2 separate regions of the Homo sapiens genome follow, and region 2 is linked to region 1. A link is a loop called in an ENCODE intact Hi-C map of the cell type or tissue named here. Cell type or tissue: PC-3. All regions are shown on one strand. Each heading gives the region's core, and the rest is flanking DNA. Links, peaks and the distances in the headings are about the cores only. Region 1 overlaps LOC107986081 (a long non-coding RNA gene). Region 2 overlaps LOC124909489 (a long non-coding RNA gene).

The links. Hi-C counts contacts between places; a loop is a spot of excess contacts. Peaks named below come from ENCODE experiments on the same cell type or tissue, not always from the same donor. Only the 100,000 strongest peaks of a DNase experiment are listed, where the experiment ranks them.
Region 2: a loop joins it to region 1, with 2.1 times the contacts of the local background. A loop is called at or near these places in 6 of 110 quality-filtered maps.

What each region holds. Positions count from the first base shown.
Region 1 is chr3:43,867,523-43,877,708 of GRCh38, forward strand. All of the region lies in intron 1 of LOC107986081 (a long non-coding RNA gene), which reads right to left. Among named protein-coding and RNA genes, the nearest start is that of ABHD5, 180 kb to the left of the region's middle. In PC-3, for the core only: no CTCF peak of the experiment used is centred there; DNase peaks (open chromatin) are centred at 2,799, 3,899, 4,989 and 5,609; H3K27ac peaks cover 7,019 bases.
Region 2 is chr3:44,099,947-44,110,132 of GRCh38, forward strand. It overlaps LOC124909489 (a long non-coding RNA gene), which reads left to right. Exons shown (of 5, transcript XR_007096256.1): 3 at 4,111-4,181. Among named protein-coding and RNA genes, the nearest start is that of MIR138-1, 9.2 kb to the right of the region's middle. RefSeq lists an enhancer at 4,906-5,065. In PC-3, for the core only: no CTCF peak of the experiment used is centred there; a DNase peak (open chromatin) is centred at 5,175; H3K27ac peaks cover 1,461 bases.

The DNA of each region.
Region 1 (10,186 bases), core at 879-8,878:
AAGCAAGGGTGGGGGGGTGACTGGTCAGACTGGTGGGTGTTTCATACCAAGCCCTGCTGTGCCCACTGAGTTGGCCACAGCCCCATGTGTTTGCCATGGCCCAGCTCCTCATCTGGCTGACGAGATGAACTCTTCCCATCGGCCTGATGAGAAGACTCAGGGCTCAGTGTCTGGGTGCTGGCCTCAGGCCTCAGCAGCATTTTCTTTTCCCAGGTGTGGCCATTTTCCTACCAGGATGAGCCACACAGCTCAGTAGCAGGGCTAAGTCTCACCGTGCTGTGGAGCCCAGCTCACAGAGCCAAATCCATTTGCAAAGGAGGGGCTGTCAGAGCTGCTGTTTGTCTTCTCAAGGCTGTGCAGCATCCTGCCTTAGAGTCTCGGCAGCCTTCCAGGGGAGTTTTGCTTTTAACTGTATTATAGTGGTTGGGCAACTTGGGAAATCTGAATTCCATTGACACATTTACAATCCTCTTGCCTCTCAGATCATGAAGAAACTCCATCTCATAGACACAAAGTCTTTCAGAGCTCTGGGCCTCTTAAAGGATAAAAACACTGTCTTATTGGATGGGAAAGTAGAGAATTTCTGGGCAAAATGGCACCCAACAGTGAAGATTTGGGTTCCTTTTCCTCTTGGCTTTTCACTGAGAGAGCAACTCTCTGGAGTAGACAGTCTCTTGCAACTGATCTTTGTTTACTTCAGTCACCACCATCAGAGTGATTTTGTCCACAGAGCCCATGAGCTTTTTAAGGGCTACAAAAGTGTCCCAAGGGCTAGGGAAAAACATGTTGGCAAAACAGTGCTAAAATAAAACTTTATTCGAAATTAATATATTGATAATTAAACAGCTACAAAATTTAACATTTTGTTAGCTAGTCAACTGCAATTCAACTCATGTCCTATTTTCACATGTAAATTCTGTTTGCATAAAGGGTGGGCATGTTGTATATCATGTGAGATGAATCCCTGAAAAGTCAGGAGGCTGTATTAGTCAATGTCCATTGAGGAAAACAGAATGGTCCAGGCCAAGTAGTTGAGATGAGGGGGATTTAATATGGGAAGGGCAAAGGGTCAGAAGAGTTAGCTGCAAAAGAAACAGGAGAAGGAGAGGCAACCGAGAGTTTAGCTACAACTAGAAGCCACCATCACCCCTTGGGCTGGAAGGGTCAAAGGAGGAGGGGATACTCCCAAACTTGGGTTCTAGGGGCCACTAGATAGGACTTGGAAGGAGAGGATACAGTGGGAGGCCTGTTGACAGAAGGAGCTGGACCCATGGAGAACATTCAGCCATTGCCAGAAACACTACCTGGAGCAGGGATAGTGGGGAGAAGTACCCTGGCTCCTCCCTGTCTCTCCTCTCCCAATCTCTCCCCAGAGCCTTTTGATAGCCACACCTATCTGCAAGCCAGTGAGCAAGAACTCCAGGACACTCATTCGCAGGGCTCACCCCTCTACGATGCAGAGAAGAATGGGAAACAGGACACGGCAGGGATATGAGAGCAAACCAGCAAGTGGCCCTACCCGTAGCTTAGGAGGGACATTGACAAGCAGAAGTGTGCTTGTAAGAGAGTGACAAAGGTTGTGAGGGACTCAGGTGCCAATCTTATGAAGAAGAGGCAGGAATCATGAATTGTTGGCTGAACACAGACTTTCAAAGTTCAACCTAGGGAAGACTTCCTTTCAGAGTGTCCAGAGAAGAAGAGGTCTGCCTTAGGAGGCAGGGAGGGATGAAGGCTAGGAAGGGGAGCCGGGTCAGATGATTTCACAGACCCATTCATTCCCTGAGAGTGTGATCCTGCACTCCACCACCATGATGCTGAGAGCCGGTCCATGTGGCACTGGCTAGACTAGAATGATAATACATATATTGATGAGAGGTTTGCTGCAAAAATGACCCATAACAAACAGCCCTGATAGCTCAGTAGCTTACAGCAACCACTGATTTTGTACCCACCATGTGCTGGTTGGCTGTGCTTTGGCTGGTCTTGGCTGGACTCAGCCAAGTTTAGATGAGAGGGGCTCACTCAGGGCATCAGGTTGGGACCAAGACTGTCCCACAGGTAGAGTGAGCTGTCCCAGCTTTCTGCTGGGGCTCAAGCTGGCTTCAGGAATGTGCTTTTCTTGTGGCAGAGAGTGGAAATGCCAAGAGGACTGGCAGGAACGTGCTATCTGCCTAGGGCCTCAGCTCAGAATGACACACTCTAACTTCCATCCTCTTTCCATTGGCCAAAGCAAGCCATATGGCCAAAGCCAAAGTTAAGGGTAGAGGATCTGCCCACGGGAAAGTCATATCAAGGGATAGGAGGGTAGCAACGATTTCAGACAAGTAATACAATCTACCATGGATAAAAAGAATATTTTAATAGTAATGGGGCAGTATAGCAGAGTGGTTAAAGGGTTTGAGCAAACTGGCAAGGGTTTGAGCTCCACCTCTGCTACTTCTGGACAAAATGGCCTTGGGCAAACTCTCTGGGCCTCCTTTTCCTCATCCAGAAAATGGGAAGCCTAGTATGCAGACCTTCCAGTGTGGCTGTGAGGGAGCGCTGGGCTGACAGATATGAAATGCTGAGCTGGGTGTCTGGCATCTAAGAAGAGCCTAATAGATGCTGGCTGGTACGTTGTTAGGAAGAATCTATTGAAAATTGTGCCTTCTGGAGACAAGGCATGCAGCAAAGGTGAGGGGAGAAACATTTCAGGGAAATAATTTGAAAATCTCTGCATGGTAGGCTTATGAAAAAAGGAAATACCTCAGTAACTGAGTCATCCCCTGAGCTCTGGGAACAGAAAGCCTGCAGGCTGGCACTGTTCTCCACTGCAGAGTTGACAGCTTGTTGGAGGAGGAGTGGCACAAGGTGGGGAGGGGGGCAGATTTCCTCTCCTGACGACTTGCTCTGGTTCACCCACAGCCCCATGCACATAAAGGTCCAGTTTCTGGAAGCAGCCTTAGAAATTCTGTGGAATTTCTGGGTCCCAGGAACTGCCACTTTGCAATTTGAGAATTTAAATATATGTAGATGCTTAGTCTTTTCTTTTACAGAAAGATACAAATTCCTCCAAAAATACATCGTCCTCAATCATTTTTTATTCTTGTGCCTACCCAAATCAAGCCCTAAGCTGTTGAAAGAAAGAAAGTAAATAATAGGGAAAGAGACAAGCAAAAACCAAATCGAAGTTTCAAAAACCAGGTGAAAATCCCACCAGTTATGAGATGGCCTTGATTGGGGGCCAGGAGGGCAGGCGTGGGTTTCCCGGGTCTCTATGTGACACAGTGGTTAGAACATGTCTTTTGGAGTCAAATTGCCTCAGTTCAAACCCCATCTCTGCTGGCCCCCAGATATGAAACTGGGTAAACAAGCCCTTATGAATCAGAATCCTCATCAGTTAAAATCAGACGATGTTAGCTTCTTTCTCACAGGTAATTGCAAAGTTTGCAGGAGATACTAGTGGCTCTTGAAGCACTTGCTATGTGGTGGCCACATGCATTGCTTTTCTTTGTGAAGGATCAACACAGTTGATAAGCACTCTATTAGCCAAGGTCAAGAATTTTATTTCCACATGGCAAACAGAGTGTTTGCTTTGAGAAGAGATCAGGAGGGATGAGGAGGCATGCTGAACAAAATACAACTGCTGGCCAAATTCAGCCCATGGAACCAGTCTGCTGGTTCTCAGCTTTGGAGGCTCAGCAATTAGATTTGTTAATATAACTGTCTTAGTTTGAGTTCCCCAAAGCCAACCCTGAGATGAGGATTCATCTGGAAGCAATTCATTTGAAAAAGATTTATTAGCAATTGTTCCCTGGAAAAACGGGTAGGCAAGTGGGAAAGTAGGACCAAGAAGCAGGAGTGTGACATCCTGCCTGGAGGGTAACTTTGGCTGTTTCCCCCAGGTGAGCTCTGGAGATAGGGCAGGTGACACCTCAGAGTGTCTGGGGGTGGGGGAAGCTGGGGATTGATCAGTCATTAGTCACAGGTAGCCCCAGGAAGAGGCACATCCCAGGCATTTCCAGCTCTCCATGCACACAGGCAAAGTGGGTTTCAGCAGCCTGAGAGCTGTCCTCAGATGCTGGCTGTTAAGGAGAAAGCACAAGAGGTGTCTATGGGCACAAAAATGGTGAAGGGGATCCAAGGAGCTTGGGCAGAGCAAAGCAGCAACTGGTACAACACCCAAAGGTGATAGGTGCCGGGACTGACTTGCAGGAAGCAAACTCCCAAGAGATGGCCACGTTTCCAGGGAGAGACAGAACTAGCCAGCACTTCTGGTTCTCATGTCCAAGGATCCTCAGCCCATGTTCTCCAGGGAAGAAAACCTCTGTTATAAACGGGGATTACAGGGTAATGAGGCACTCACCACCAGAAGCTTGGTTGGATTTCATAATGGCTGAGTCCTGGAGCTTCAGCAGTGATAAGAGAAGGACAGGACTGTTTGTGGGTCAGGACTCCATGTTGCCCTGCCAGAGCTGGAGGCAACAGCATCACGGGCAGCCTTGTGGTGCAATAAGAGACATGCTGCCCTTGGAAGTCAGGTGGAGCCACGTTCCAACCCCGTCTCTTTCATGTTTGAGCTGCGTAACCTTGGGCCTCTCTAAGCCTCATCATCTAAGATCTGCCTGGAATGCCTGCCACCCCAGCCCTTGTAGGGTCGATTCAGAATCAGTGTCTTATACCTCCTCCTTAAAGAGCCACGGGATTCCTGCTCTATGTGAGGGAGCTGTTGCTCAGAAAAGAGTACATGACAATTATCATTGCCTGTGTCTTCCCCTTGGCTAGCCTCCCTGTATTTCGTTGCTCCTCTTTCCCTTTCTTTTTGAGAAAAGGGAGTTTGTCTCAAACTCCCTGAAGCCTGCCCCCTGTTTCTCCCCACCTGGGCTGCTGCCCCCTCTTTTTGTCCTTCCCTCTCATGTAGTCACCACCCTCTGTCTTCATTCCCCCAAGCACTGCTAACAGGATGCTGTTGTGTGTCATGGAATCTGATTGAGGCTGGGGAGTAATGAAGGGGGGTATGACAGAGCCCAGAACAGGAAGCAGCTTTCTCTGCAGTCCTGGAGATGACTGTACTGGAAGGCTGCCGGGCTCTCCCCACCCCTGGGGAGCATCTACTCATCCTTCTTATCCCCAGGCCTCCCCTCCCTCAATGCTGATGGACCCCTCTTGCATGACGGCCCTCTCTCAAGCACACGCTCCCCAAACCTCTCCCAATGCTGGCTGACCAAGGACAGGTCTCAGTGCCTGTGGCCCCATCAGGTGGCCAGCATGGCTCTTCATGGTCTTTACCCCCTTTCCCTCTGGTCTAGACACAGGAACCTCATTTTTCTCTACCATAAACAAACAAGAGGAAAGAAAAACAGAAGGCTTCCCCATTTTTTTTTTTTTTTTTTTTTTTTTTTACAAAAATGCAGCCAAGCCTAAGAGGCTAACAGGGACTTTGTATTTTTCCAAGACGTCTGGATCAAACGGCAGCTTGGTTTTCACAAGACCATCCCTTCCAGACGCTTATTGTTGCTCCCAACCCCACAAGCCTCTCGTTCCCTCTTCTCTTGTTCCCCCTGTGTTCCCCGCCCCCAACACACACTGCCTCTAGCTCTTGAATTCCTCCAATCACAGCAAGTCTGGGCTGCAGCCCTCCTGCCTCTTTAAGGTGACTTGGCATTTCTCTGTGTGGATCCATTTTTGCATGCTTTATGGTTTAACTGGCAGAGGGATGTCTTATTTCCTGATCTCCGAGCTGTCTCAGGCAGTCTCTGCCAACACCCCATGGCACACCATGGGTGCCCTCAGACCTTGTCCACAGCAATCAGCACCTACGCCCTCTCCCACTGCCTGGCTGCTTTCAGATGTCACCCTTAGGTTTTACCCCATCCCATCACCTGCAAGGCTCTGGAATTCTTTGAAATATTTTAAAACATTTTTATTACAATGAGAATGCATGTTTATTACAGAAGAAAAATTGAAAATGTGGGTAAGCAAATACAAATGTCAGTCTTAATCTACCGTGTAGAAATAGTATCTTTTAAGATTTTGATAAACATTCTCCCAGATTTTATTTTCTATGAGTATGCATGCATATCAGTCAAGACTCTCTTGGTTACAGGTGACAGAAAAAACTCAGATGCCTCAGTACAGGCTGAATTGCACCTTCCCACCTCCCCTCTAATTCATATGTTGAAGTCCTAACTCCCAGTGCCTCAGAATGTGACTATATCTGGAGATGGGGGTCAGTAAAGAGGTAACTAAACTCAAATGAGGTCATCAGGGCGGGCCCTAATCCAGTGTGACTGGTGTCCTTATAAGAAGAGACTAGGACATAGATTTAGACAGAGCGAAGATTATGCGAAGAAAGAAGGAAAAGGCGGCTGTCTCCAAGACAAAGAGAGAGGCCTCACGGGACGCCAACCCTGCTGACACCTTGAGCTTGGACTTCCAGCCTCCAGAACTGTGAGACAGTAAATTTCTGTTGTTTAAGCCCCCTAGTCTGTGGTACTTTGTCATGGCAGACCTAGCATGCTAATATACCCCTCAAACTAGCCACAGCCCAAAGGGGAATTTGTTTGATGGATCATACACTGCAGGAACAACTGAGGTGCAGCTGGGCCACGTGAAACAACTGGAATCAGGGATTTGAAAGCCACTAGGAGCTCACCTCTATCTTCCATCTCTGCTTCTCTGACTTTGTCCTCCCAGAACCAGCTTCCTGTACATGGCAGGGAATGGCTCCCCCATTTGCAACTTAAAGCTTCATCACCTAGGAGGGACTGGCCTTTTGTCCCACTGCTAGTTTACAAAATCCTAAAGAAGGATTTTGATTGGCTGGCCTACGTCATTGCCCAGCCCAAGACCAATAATAGACACAGCAGCTAATTTGTTCAGCAACTACTCTGTGCAAAGCACTCCATTCATTCTACTAAATAATTTGCTAAACATGTGGGGTTATTATCATTATGATTACACCTTTACAGATGAGGAAGCTGAGTCATGAAGTAGTCAGGGAACTTGTCCCAGGGCACACAGGGTGTGAGCAATGTCCCTGAGTCCAATGTGGGGTGGCCAATGAGTGCAGCTAGCAGGTCCTGTTTTTTGTTTTTTGTTTTGTTTGTTTGTTGTTGTTTTTTGTTTATTTATTTATTTATTTATTTTGAGACAGGGTCTCCTTCTGTCTCATCCAGGCTGGAGAGCAGTGGTGCAATCATGGTTCAACCTCCCAGGCTCAAGTGATCCTCCCACCTCAGTGTCCTGAGTAGCTGGGACTATAGGCGCATGCCACCACACCTGCTAATTTTTTGTATTTTTAGTAGAGATGGAGTTCACCACATTGCCCAGACTGGTCTTGAACTTCTGGGCTCAAGGGATCCTCCCACCTTGGCCTGCCCAGCCTAGCAAGTCCTTTCTAAACCAATGAGTCAGTGCCAGTCTCCCATAGTCCCTGTAAATCTTGCCACACCCTTCAAGTATCATCCACTATGCAGCCACCTTGCTGGACAAAGGGTGCCCTCTGAGATCCTGAGAAAAGGCCACAATGACTTCTGGCTGGCAACTCCATCATGCCTTTTATTCAAAGGCTGCAGTGGCTAATACAAAGAGAGGCCAGCAGGGTAGTAAACAATCCCTAAATTGAGAGCCTGGGAACTCAGAGAGCCTGACCAGCATCTTGCCCTAAGCAGTCCTGCCCTGTGCTCCAACCTAATGGGATCTCTGAATTCTCCTTGGGCTTTCCAGGCAGCAGAGGAACTTGGCAGGCAGTCTGTAGGGTGAGTGATTCTTTTGTTTTCTACCTCTGCTTTCTCCTCTCCTTCTTTCTCCTATAACTTGTGGACTGAGACACATGCTTGAAGGCAGGTGTCCACTTTCATCCAGCCCAAGAGGCAGGCACTCCCAGGGCCCCTCAGCCCACCCTACCAGGGATGGCACTTCCTCTTAGGCCACCCAGGCTTTCTCCTTGGGCTGGCTGGAGCAGGGATCATGGCCAGAACCTTGGGAAACTGCGCAGCGACCCAGCATCTCAGGGATTCACTGGGCCTTTTCATGGAGATCACTCCACCCAGGATGCTACCTGTGTGAAGACTTGCTATATTCATATTTTTTTTTTACAACACTTAGTTTTAGAAGAAGAAACAAGGCCCAATGAAGTTTAAGAGCTATTCAAGGTTGTACAGAATGGTAGGGCCATCTTTCCAGCATGTCCATGCTGCTTTCTGGTCCTGCTAGTTGAACTCTATCCCCATGGACACCATTCAGATCACGTTGCTTGAGGAGCCAGGTGGGGACTGTGTTGGGGCAAGAGAGGCATCATCTGGAGTGAAAAATGGAAGGGGACACCAAGAAACTCAGTAGTCAAGATAAATAACATTTTTGTGCAATAGTTTTAAAAAAACATATTGGCCAACTGTGGCCCACGGGCGGGCTGTCTGTTTCTATAAATGCAGTTTTATCAGGGCACCGTGGGCTCATCCAACCTGTAGCACTTTGCTGCTATAACAATAGAGCCTGCCAAAGACAGAGTGAGCTTCCCTGAGGCATCTCTTACTTTGGTGCTGAATTAGTCAGGGTTCTCCAGAGAAACAGAACCAACAGGATGTGTGTATATATATATATAGAGAGAGATTTATTTTAAGGAATTGGCTCGTGTGATAGTGGAGGATTGGCAAGTCCAAAATCTGCAGGGTAGGCCAGCAGGCTGGAGACCCAGGGAAGAGTTGCAGTTCAAGTCCAAAGGTGGTCTGCTGGCAGAATTCCCCTTCTGATGGGAGGCTAGTCTTTTTCTATTAAGGTCTTCAACTGATTGGATGAGGCCCACTCACATTATGGAGGGTAACCTGCTTCATTCAAAGTCTACTGATTTAAATGTTAATCTCTTCTAAAAAAAATACCTTCACAGAACATATCGAATAACAAATACAGTTTAACAAAATATCTGGGTACTGTGGTCTTACCAAATAGGCACCTTCTATTATTATTGAATTTCGGATTGCCATCTTATTTTCTATATGCATACATTATTTTTCTTTACAGCAAGAGAAGAAAGCCTTGCATTTGGAAAGAAGAGACTGTATTTTACATGTCTTCCCATGCGCTTGCATTTTCTAGCGTATTACTTAGCACAAAACAGACACTAAATGTTTGTTGTTTGATGGGAAACTATTAATTTGGCTACTTTTTTTGGCTTCTGATTAATTTATTTATTCGATCAGAAACTTGTGAGGAAACTTTGGTTACTTTTCAAAATCCAAGCACAAAATAGTTGAGGTATGAATATCAGAAAAACAGTCCTTTCAAGAATATCTTCTCTTGTTCTTCCAATTGTGCCTTAAAAATCAGCCTCCAGCACTTGACCTTTGAGAGAGCTCTGTGTGAGAGGAATCAAAGCCCTGTCAGTCTTTCTCTGTGGAATGCGGGAACTATTCCTTTTGCAATTTCTTCCCTCTAAAACTTAATCCTAATAATAATGAAAGTGATTTATCAGATTAAGACACAAATTAATCCTGTCAGAACAACTTGATGTTATCATGTTTAATTTCAAATTTAATTATTTTGGTATTTAATTACAAAACAGTTACTTTATTGTAATTATGTATCATTTTAAAGTAGAAAGAGGCCAAAAAATCCCTGATAATGGGCTACCCTGAGGTATAGCCATTTTTCGTTTATCTCCGACATGTATCAGCCCTGTTTCTTGATTTTCCTGTAGCTTAAGCTTCTCTTCGATGTATTCTTTAATTTCTCACTTCCTATTTGTTTTTGGTCTCTTCTTTACTCTCCTAGAACCAATATCCAAAGCACATTTTCACCGCTTACACTGATTTCTACTACTAGGCTTGAAAGGTTTGAAAATATCACCTTAAACAGCATCACTCTACCTGCTTCCACCTTCTGAGAGCAAGGAGCTTGTGTGTGGTACTTTAAGTCGGGAGTTGCAAACTTCAGTGTTTTGAGTGTCATCCTGTCAGTAGGCATCCTATGCTAGCATGGGCCAGGACAGCAGTCAGCACAGGTGCCGGCCACAGCTTTGCACCACAGCCACTGGGTTTGCTAACTTTACCCCTTTGGGAATGAAGGTCCTAGGGAAGGTGCCAGTCTAGCTGATGGATGGGTTCTCCCAGGGCTCAGGGAGCTGGCTGTTTACTCACAGGCATGGGACTATTTTGACATCTCCACCACTGGTAGAACTTTACCAGAGCACACTGGTTCAGCCCCATCC
Region 2 (10,186 bases), core at 680-8,679, 230 kb after region 1:
TGATTGGGAGGATTTGGTTTTCGCTTATTCTCTTACTGCCTGGAATAGGAGCTTTAACTGGAAATTGCTGACTAATTTTATGGTTGTGTAGGTAACAGGGAACACTTCTGTCTGGTAATCATTGTGAACAACATCTCTCTGTATTCAAAGTCTAGTGAGTTACATTGGTATTCCCTTCACAGTCGCAGTGACCAGCCCATTGACTCAGCTTTGGTGCTTACGTGTTTCTTGTTGGTTTGCTTTATGGAATCACTGCTTACCAAATTTTGTAGTGTCAAACCCAGCCTTTTTAGATGTTGAATCAAAGAAATTCTTGGGAGGTGTGGAAAAATTATCTTCCAGAAATGGAAGTCCCAAGAGCAAGGAGAATAAAACTAAGGTGTCTTGGGCTCCTCTGTTCTCCTATGTAGCCCATGCTCATTCCCTTTCCCCGACCTCATCTGCAGAAAAACCCTCTGAAGGGGTTGCTGTCCCTAGCTCACCCAAAGGAAACTGAGCTCACTAGCTTGCTCAAGAACCTGCATGGCTAGGGAGGCCAGAGCAAGGCAGACTGATGGGTCTGTCTGATCCAAAGTCCAGCTCTCTCACTGAAGCCTTATCTTTCGGAAAGCTTCCAACAGTAACTCAGGAATTGAGCTTACTTGCTTTAAAAAAAAAAAAAAAAAAAAAAAGAGAGAGAAAAAAAAGGTTGATAAAACAACCTTCTGGTTATACTTGTACACTGATGCTGAATCCTGTTTTAAATGTTTTAACCTTGCACATTCCCGTCAGTGATTCGTCTCAAAGCAAAAAACATGATTTCCGAGAACTGAGTCCACTTGGCAGAGGATCACTTTGCATTAAAGGAATCATACATTTTCTCATGTACATTTCAGAGGCCGTGTGAGTTTTCACCTTCCTGGATAACCAAGAATGTCCATTTTGCTGCCAGTTCCAAGCTTTTCAAAACTAAAGTTTTAAAGAGGTGCTTCTAAAACATGAATAAAATGGAATGGCATGAATCAGTCTCCCGTCTTCATCGGGGACATTTGGAAAAGCAGTGAAGAGTAGGCAACCTGCCTGCCTGTGAGGAAAGGAAGGGCCACACTCCCTGAAGACGCCTGGGGACAGGAGGACTATGGCTCAAGCACAAGCCAAATGCTCGTGACTGACCCAGAAGCCCATGACCACTCCCCGCCATCATGATCCAGAGGCACACTGTTGTCTCGGCATCTGGGGAATGAGCACCAGCCTCCTGGGCTTGTCATCACTATCACTGGGAGAATGGTGGAGGCAGGGGAAGCACATGAGTGAGGCCGAGTCTCCATTTCCTCACCCATTAATTGGGGGCAATGATGCCCACCTTTCAGGGTTGCTGCAAGGCTTGGGGAGGGGGTTTGTGGAGCACCAGGCATGGTCAGGCTTGGTGAAAGATGGCTACTGCAACAGAGGGGTTGCAGAAGATTCCAGCTAAGCCAGCTATCTCTAGCCCTCCTCAGCCAACCTGAACTCAGTTACTGCTGCTTTTTCATAGTCTGTCTTTGATAACAATTCAAGTCTTCTTGCATTTGGAGGGAGTATATAGGTGGGAGTTTAAGGTGCCAGGGAGGTGAATATTGAGTCTTCAGCCCCCTCCTGGAAAGACTAATTCAGAAAAGCAGCTTTGTCAGGCCAGAAAGCTGCAGGGTGTCTCCTCAGGTTCTTTCCTCTGGGACCTTCTCAGGATCAGAGGGATTCTTCAATTTCTAAATCAAAGTAAAATCTCTGGCAAAACACCAAATAGAGCAGAGTGTCTCTGTCAGCAAGTTTTGCTTCCTGAAGAACCGTTTTTGCAGGCAGAAACACCAGCGGTCACTAGAGGAGCAGGAGGGTTGCAGCCCAGGAGCCTTGCCTCAGCCTAGACCCTCCACCAAGTGGAAGGCAGGGGACTGTCTGCTTCCTAGGGCAGGAGGGGCATCCCTACAAAAGGATTGCAAAATTTTGCTAATTTATGTTGGTGAAAACCTGAAGAATGTGCATAGGAATGGATTATAAGGATGTTGGACCAAAGATGGAGTTGAGAGATCCTGAATTTTATATGTCAGCTGAGCAGCTGGAAGTGGCTCCAAGAGATAGAAAAAAGTTTGGTTGGTTAGCTGAAAGTGAGACTCAATGGTTCTACATTCCATGCGGTTTCCAAAACTTCCTTGGCATCATGTAAGAGGATAGAATCAAAGGCTTAGAAGGCTGGGATGTGGGAATCAAATTATAATGTGAGCCCTGCACACCCACATTCACACTCTGTCCCTGGAGCAGGCTCAGAGGATACTCCCTTCAGTAAGGCCTTGAGCGGCCTGTCAGTGACTTTTCACATCCCCATTGGCCTGGGAGATCACTGCGGTGGCTGAGCTCCATAAGCTGGACACATTGGTGGGGGTGCTGTCATTGAGATGGGCTCTCCGATTTCAGTGGAGGTGGTAAGATCACTTTGTGTCAGAGACCAGAGATAGGCACTTAACTGCCAGGGACAAAGTGGCACAGTTACCTAATGAGCATCAAAATGTTTTTCAATATTGCCATTCAGCTCTTCTACCAACATGAGTTGTGTGAGGTTTCCTCTCTCCATTATTTTTCTTTGCTTTTACTACAACTACCTAAACACCATATACGCTATCTTGGCTATGAATTAACTGATACCTCTATTTTGATCCTTTTAAATTTTTCTTCCACATCCTGGAGAAAACCTCTTCCAAGGACACAGTGGGTGCCACAAATACATTATCCTTTGGCATAATGGACCCTAAGGCCAGGGGCGTAATTTAGAATGAATGTGCCAAGCGTGTGCCACTCCTTCAGGACAGAGCTGGCGATGGGAACTCCCCATTTTGGTATCTGGGCTTATTTCTGTGGTATTAGAGGCACCTCTTGGTGAGCTGCCAATTACTGTAACTGTTGATTGAGCCCAAGGATTATCTTTTATTCCCTCTACCAGCCAAGGAGAATGTCATCCCATTTTACAGATGGAGAAACTGTCATCTAATCATTAGGTGTGTGTTGCTGAGCTTTCTCCTTCTCTCCCACGTACCCAGAGTGTCCCTGCAAGAGCCCCTTTCAGACCTCCTCAAGTGCAGTGTGCTCATCTTAACGCCCCTGCCAACTTAGTTTGAATCAATGTTGTGGAGGAGCTGACTTGCTCATCTTCACTTTGCTGGTCTGGACCCATCATAGGAGTCAAGAAAATAAAAAGCATTAGTTTCAAAGGAAAGCTAAAGATGTTTGCTAAATATGTATGGCCCCTACCAACCTGTAGTTTCATAAAGGTTAATTGGCTGCTTTAAGCTCCACTACCTCAGTTTCCCCCATCTGCAAGATGGGGACAAAACCTTGACCTATTCCCCATCTTTTCACATCCCATTTTATTGCCTCTCAAGGACAAGGAGAACTGAAGTGCAACCATATCGTCAGCTGAGAAGATGGGCTTTGCTAAAGATTTTCTCATTTCACCCGTCTCTTCAGCTTCACGTGAAAGTCCCCCTTCTCCTGCCCCCAGGTCTGTAGCTATTGCCTTAGCCCTCAGGAGTAGGGAACAAAGGAAGGACATCAGCTAAGTTGTGGGCTTGATGCTTGTCTAAAGAGTATCCCATCCCTTTTTTTTTCTTTCTAGTGATGTAGAATGGGAGGGAGAGGGGGGTAGGGAAGGATGGTGTCACAAACACACAGTCTGAGAGCACCGAGCCCTAAAACAGAAAAATCTTCATCCTCTCACCACCTATGCTTCAAAGATTCATAAAAGCATGTCACTAGAAGCATCGCGTGAAGTGAACTAAGAGGCACTTGAGGGTGCATGATAATGTTAGCTGTGCCTTGTCACTTTGTTAAAGAATGTGCAAGTGCAGGGAGAATCCAGCAGTGAGTGCCCAGGCAGGCAGAACTCTTCACCCACCACACCCTCCCCCCCAACCTCGACCACCCACCCCCACCCACAGTTTTTTAGCCCAGGGTTAAGACGGCAGGTCCATTATATAGTGGACCATCTTTCATGGTCCCTATGAAGTTCAACTGAGTCCCAAGTTTGCTTTTTCTGAGTCTGAAAAGGTTTGCCTTGAAGTTAAGGTGACAAGAGAGTGACTGATTCCTGAAAATTTCTTGCAGAATGAAGGATGAGGTTGGACTTCTCAGTTTCTGTCCAGAACAAGGATGGAGAGGCTCAGCAGCACCAACAGGTCAGTAGGTAGGTTTTTTCTGTGCCATATGATTGGGTTCTGAGTTGCTGTAGCCATGGCGTTGGGCCAGACACATGATGGTCTGCTTTTGAGGCTCAAGGGTATTGTTATTTCCATCTTAGCAATAAGAAAACAAGCCCAGAGTGAGCACTGGACAGCGTTACAAGGCTGTAGAACATAGCAAAGTCAGGGGAGTGGTCAGCTCTGGGGCATGGAGACATGACTCATGTCCCTGCCCCTCTCCACCCTCTCCCTGGGATTCACTTCCCATGGGGAAGGGGTCTTTGCTCTTGTCTGTGCTTCAGACACTGTCTCAGAATATGGTCTTTCAGTGTCAACATTAAAATTTAATACCTAGGGTTATGGAAGTGTTTTACTTTGAGCAAAGTCTCAGGGATATTTTTCTAAGCATTCCTCATTCAGTTATGTCAGTAAATAATTGCACAAATAATTTTTTAAAAAGTGTTACCAAGAAAGCTGCATGGACCCCTTGAATTCTGTCCCCTGCCTTGGTCTCTCCCACTTTCGTGTTCTTCCTGTTTGTGCATCTGAATAAGCCCCTTCCCCAGGCATGTGAGCACATCCATTTGCAGGAAAGCTGCCCCCTAACCCCAGGACTGGAGGCTTTTTTGAGGTGTGGTACAAAGAGCCAGAGTTCCAGAATTCACCAGCTCCAGCTCACCTGTGTCTCCCTCAGGGGCGAACAGAGGTGGATCCTTGAGCTGCTCCAATAATGACATTCTGGAAGATTCATGTCAACCTCTGTGCCTCAGCCTAGAGTTTGGGGAGAGGACCCCCCCATGAGGCGACTGCTCACAGCCCTTAGAAGTTGGTTAAGAACTATAGGGTGATTTGGATTTGTAAGTTGTCCTTCAATTTTGCTAGTGATTTCTCTAAATAATGGCCAGGAGATCTGACAGGTCTGGAGGTGAGACTGAAGTGAGTCATTGCCGGTGTCAGCATGTGTGTGCCAGTGTCTCCCAGCTCAGGCTGCAGAGTGTAAGAGAGGGTGACTCATTCGTTCTCAGAAGCCTGTTCTTGGTTACCTTTCCCTGAGTATTTTGTGGTGGTGTTGAGGTAACTCATTTTGTTCAGAAGCAGAACTTCCCCTTACTGCTACTCTAGGAAATCATGTTTCATTAAAGGGTTTTCTTCCTCCAAAACTCTATTAGCTGCTGCATTTTTTAAGAGAGAGTTTCTTGGGAGAACTACTGGAGAGAAGAGAATATAAACATATTGTTTTAGTCCTGTTCTTGCTTTGCTATAAAGAACTACATGAGACTGGGTAATTTATAAAGAAAAGAGAATTAAATGGCTCACGGTCCCACAGTCTGTATAGGAAGCATGGCTGGGGAGGCCTCAGGAAACTTACAATCATGGCAGAAGGGGAAGCAGCCTAGGAAATTTCACAGGGCTGCAAGGCCAGGAATTGTGGGGAGGAAGCAGGACTTTCAAAAAGAAAAATTAGGTCTCTGCTGCTAACCAGAAATGCCCAGCCAGGCCTTTGAGGTCTCAATGCCAGTCAAGTTTTCCAACAAATATACTTTCCAAATATACATTTTGTCTGACAAGAAAGCATTTTGAGTTCCGGCAACAGAAATGCAAGAGCTGAGGCAAAAGAGGTGGGCATGCAAGAGGAAGTGAGAACGGCTTACCTGCTCCTGTGGGCAGAGCCCAAGGGCCCCCTCTGTCTGGGCGGGCAGTCTCAGGCTTGCCAGGATGGTTTGTCCCCAGGGTCCTGGGCAGGCAGCAGGATAAGCGAGGTCAGTAACCCCATGAGTACTGACCACAAGGTCAGGGCATTTGAGAGAAAATGGAGACAGGATTGTCTCGTTCACTTATTAGTAGGCATTTGTCATATACCAGGTAAGGAAATAATCCTCCCATTGTCAATATATCTTAATCCTCGTGTTGTCTATATGTCTTTCAAGGCTTGCAGGGGAGGGAAATGCTTTGTCAGAAGAAATCCCTTTTCGGAGATAAATGCAGATGCACCTCCTTTTACATAATGGGCATGGCCCTTAAAATGAAGTGTGTCTCACACATGATATTCGGGGCAGCAAGGAAACTTGCCTTTTCACACAGTCCTCCTAGAGCTTTTGAGGACGTCACTCCTTAGGTGGGTTTTGTGTAAATTGAGTTTCCGTAAAGGTTTTTCTGCAATTTGGTTTCCAAAATAGCAACAAATACTATTCAGTAAAGGCAAGGAGGTGACAATCCTTAGTGCCTCAAGTCCTAGCCATCTCTGATGATCAATACTCATGGGATCTTCACTTCCTTGTTATTACTGCCTTCCCAACTGCCCTCTACCAGCCTGGTAACTGAGATGACCACAATTTTTTAAAAAAGAAAAAAATCCAACCACCTTAAAGCATTTAAAATTCAAATAAGAATTAGAAAAGCAGAGTTCTGAGAACAAGGTCAAAAGAAGGTCTCTTTCAGTTGTATGCAAGTGTCACAGTTAAATCCTTGTGAATAGAAGAATCCAGGAACTTCCATCCCTCAGACAGGTTGAGAGAGTATGGAGCATAACTCTACAACCACCCAAAATATAGGATTTAGACAACTTCAATTTGGCCAAAAAAAAAAACGCAACTAACTAAGGCATGAAATTCACACTGTGGAAAAGAAGAAATCATAAATTCCCTCCCTGATGCTAAGTCGCGTTCAGGCAAAAGCAAATTTTCTGGCAGTGAATCAACCATTAAAAAAAGCTGCTTGCAGCACAGGGCACAGAGCAGACTTCTCAAACACTGGTGCTTATTATTCTGCTTCCAGCCTTTATTTCTCCTACCCCTCCCCTCTGAAAGCCGCGCTCAAATACAGCAATCCATCCACAGAAGAGCTACGCCTTTCCAAGATTAATTACAAGCAGGGGCCACGTGTCTGGGCTGGATGTGTGATTGATCCTGCAGGAGGAAATGCAGTGGGAAGCTAATGAGAAGCTAATGCTTGCTGCCTTTTATCCAGTAAGCAAAGTTCAAAGATGTTTACATTCTGCTAGTTAAGCAAGACCTAAGATGAATGGACTGTCTTCTCAGCATGAATTCTCGCCAAGGCAACACATGTATGTGTCTCAGAGGACCTCACCTGGGCCACAGAGGCCAGAGGGTCAGAACTCCTAATTTTGCAAATAGCTTGATTCCATCATGTTTTAATTAGCAAACTGATTATATTCAAGAGATTGGTGAATGAAAAGTAGATTAAGATCAGTGCAGCAGAATTGGGATATATAGGGTTAGAATTGGGATGTATAGACCAGTGGGAGGTATGGAGACTAGATAGGGGTCCTTGCAGCTAATTCTATAATTGGCAGGCGAGAGAGTACTCTTAGCACACCCGATGAAATGTGCTAAGATGCTGGAATTTCCTAATTTTTACAGAAAAGAAGTCTTGTTTTTTGCTACATCCTCCCCCGGGAGAAAAATTAAAAACTGAGTATGGGATTCATCAAAACAATAAAAGGAGGAGGAAAATATTCCATGTGGCATAGCTATACCTTGGAAAAAATAAATGACAAAGAGAGTTGGTAATTCAGGAGGTCCACCCTCGACTCTGATGCCTAGCAGCTGAAATGGCATCACACCAAAGATGTGTTGTGTAGCCCTGTAGCCTGGAAAGCTCCTGGTCTCTATGGCCACTTGCTAGCTATGACTTTGGGTAAGCTAATTGTCATTTCAAAGTTTCCATTTCCTTAAGTGAGAAATTGGTAAAACAGTACTATTTCAATTAAAGAAGATAATGGTCCGGGTGCTGTAGCTCACACCTGTAATCCCAGCACTTTGGGAGGCCGAGGTGGGTGGATCACAAGGTCAGGAGATCGAGACCATCCTGGCTAACATGGTGAAACCCCATCTCTACTAAAAATACAAAACATTAGCTGGATGTGGTGGTGGGCGCCTGTAGTCCCAGCTACTCTGGAGGCTGAGGCAGGAGAATGGCATGAACCCAGGAGGTGGAGCTTGCAGTGAACCGAGATCGCGCCACTGCACTCCAGCCTGGGCGACAGAGCAAGACTCCATCTCAAAAAAAAAAAAAAAAAGAAGATAATGAATGTGAAGCATCCAGGCTGGTAACAGAAACATAGTACATGCTCAACTCATGATAAGGCTATTTGTTAGACGTTCCAGTAGCACCTGGGAAAAGCAGGAGGGAAAGGGCAGTGTTCAGTGGCTGGGTTGGCAAGGGAAGCATACTGCTCTTTTGTGTAGCAAAATACTTTTCACACAGAGGGCAAAAATCCTGTCCTGACACCTCTGACACCAAATAGGTTTAATGTCCTCCCCTCACAGTTACCATAATGATGTCTAGGCACTCACATCAGGATGCATATTCAGCTCTGTCCAAACATGGGACTTTCAAATCTATACATGCACACCATCATCTAAAAACCACTCATAGGTCTTAGCAAGAATTAGTCTAGACTAACACAAAAAGGACTGTATGGAGCTGAAGGCTATTTGGAGCAAGAAATCAGCCAGGGTGAACTGTGGTTTAACAGCAGTGAGCACCGCCTCATCTCTAGAGTCTGTGTTGGAAACCAGGCCCCATGCTGGCAGCTTTCCCTCCCCAGTCCCACATAACTCTCACAACATCTACATGAAGGCTGTGAGGAGATGAGGAAGCAGATGGATGGAGAATTGGAGAGGGAAGCCCAGGTGCTTTGCAGGGGCTCCATAACCATAATGGCCATTATTTATGGGGCACTTATGGTGTTCCCAGCGGCATGCCATGCACCTCACGTGTACTTTTTTATTTAATCCTCAAAATAACCCTGCTGTGTAAAACCAAGTCTCACCATTGCTAATGTGGGGATTGTAAGAGTCTCACAGGTCAAGCAACTTGCCCAAAGTCACACAGCAGCAGGCCTAGGACTCAGGCCCCGGGGAACCTAATCACAGTCCCAGCGCTTATACCCCCAGAATGCTTCCTCACATCCACCAAAGGCTACCAAGGTAACATAGAGACCAGCGGGAGGCATGAAGACTAGATAGGCATCCTTGCAGCCAGATTTCTGTAATTCGCAGGCAAGAGAGTACAGTTAATATCTGAAGACCCTAAAAGATATGCCCTGTGGAATTTTACCATGCGCTCTGCCTATGTACTATGCAAATGGCAGTGAGTTTTGACAAATTTCCCAGTCTATGCTAATATCAGCTTACATTTACCCACTGCCTGCTATATGTGTACCAGCACTGTTCTGAGTGATTGACATGTATTAACGCAGAATCCTTACAGCAATCCTGTGTGGCCGGTGCTATGGTTATGCCTATTTTACAGATAAGCAAAATGAGGCCAGAGAGGTAAAGCAACATGCTTAGTGTCACAGAGGTAGAAGCGGTCCAGCTGGGATTTGAACCTGAGCAAATGTGGCTACAAGGCCCACCCAGGCTCTTACCTGCACGGGGACATGAACTAGAAGAGCAGCACACTGTGGGGCCTGGAGATTCGGCTCCTCCATGTGTCAGGTGAATACCTGACACTGGTGACTGCAGGAAGGGATGTGCCTCATCTAACAATTCATGTGAATGATTCCACCAAGCCTTAAAGAGGACAGCACCAAAGACAAGTGACAGGTATGCTTTCCATTCAACCATCCTCAAGCCCTTCATGTCCTTTATGGTAACTGTGAGGGTAGAACGTTAAACCTATTTGGTGTCAGGACAGGACAGGATTTTCCAGCCATGGAAAAGAGATGTTTAGCTGATCTTCCTGTTTTAACCCTTTTCACTTAGCGTATTCAGCTGACGCTGGGTGGGGCTGCCAGAAACAGTTTGGAGGCATGCTGAGTGCCGTGACATCCTTGTCTGAAAGACATGGCCGCTGGCTGGCATCCAACACTGTGGTTGACTTTCAAACCATTTAATTGAAATCATTTTTTTAAAAGGAGGGGTAGGTGCCAGAGTAGGAGAAAGATCTTGGCAAAAACCTTATACGCACTTTTTCCACCACTGGCTTGACCAGACAGGGCCACAAAGCCGATACAACAGGATTAGCAAAATTGC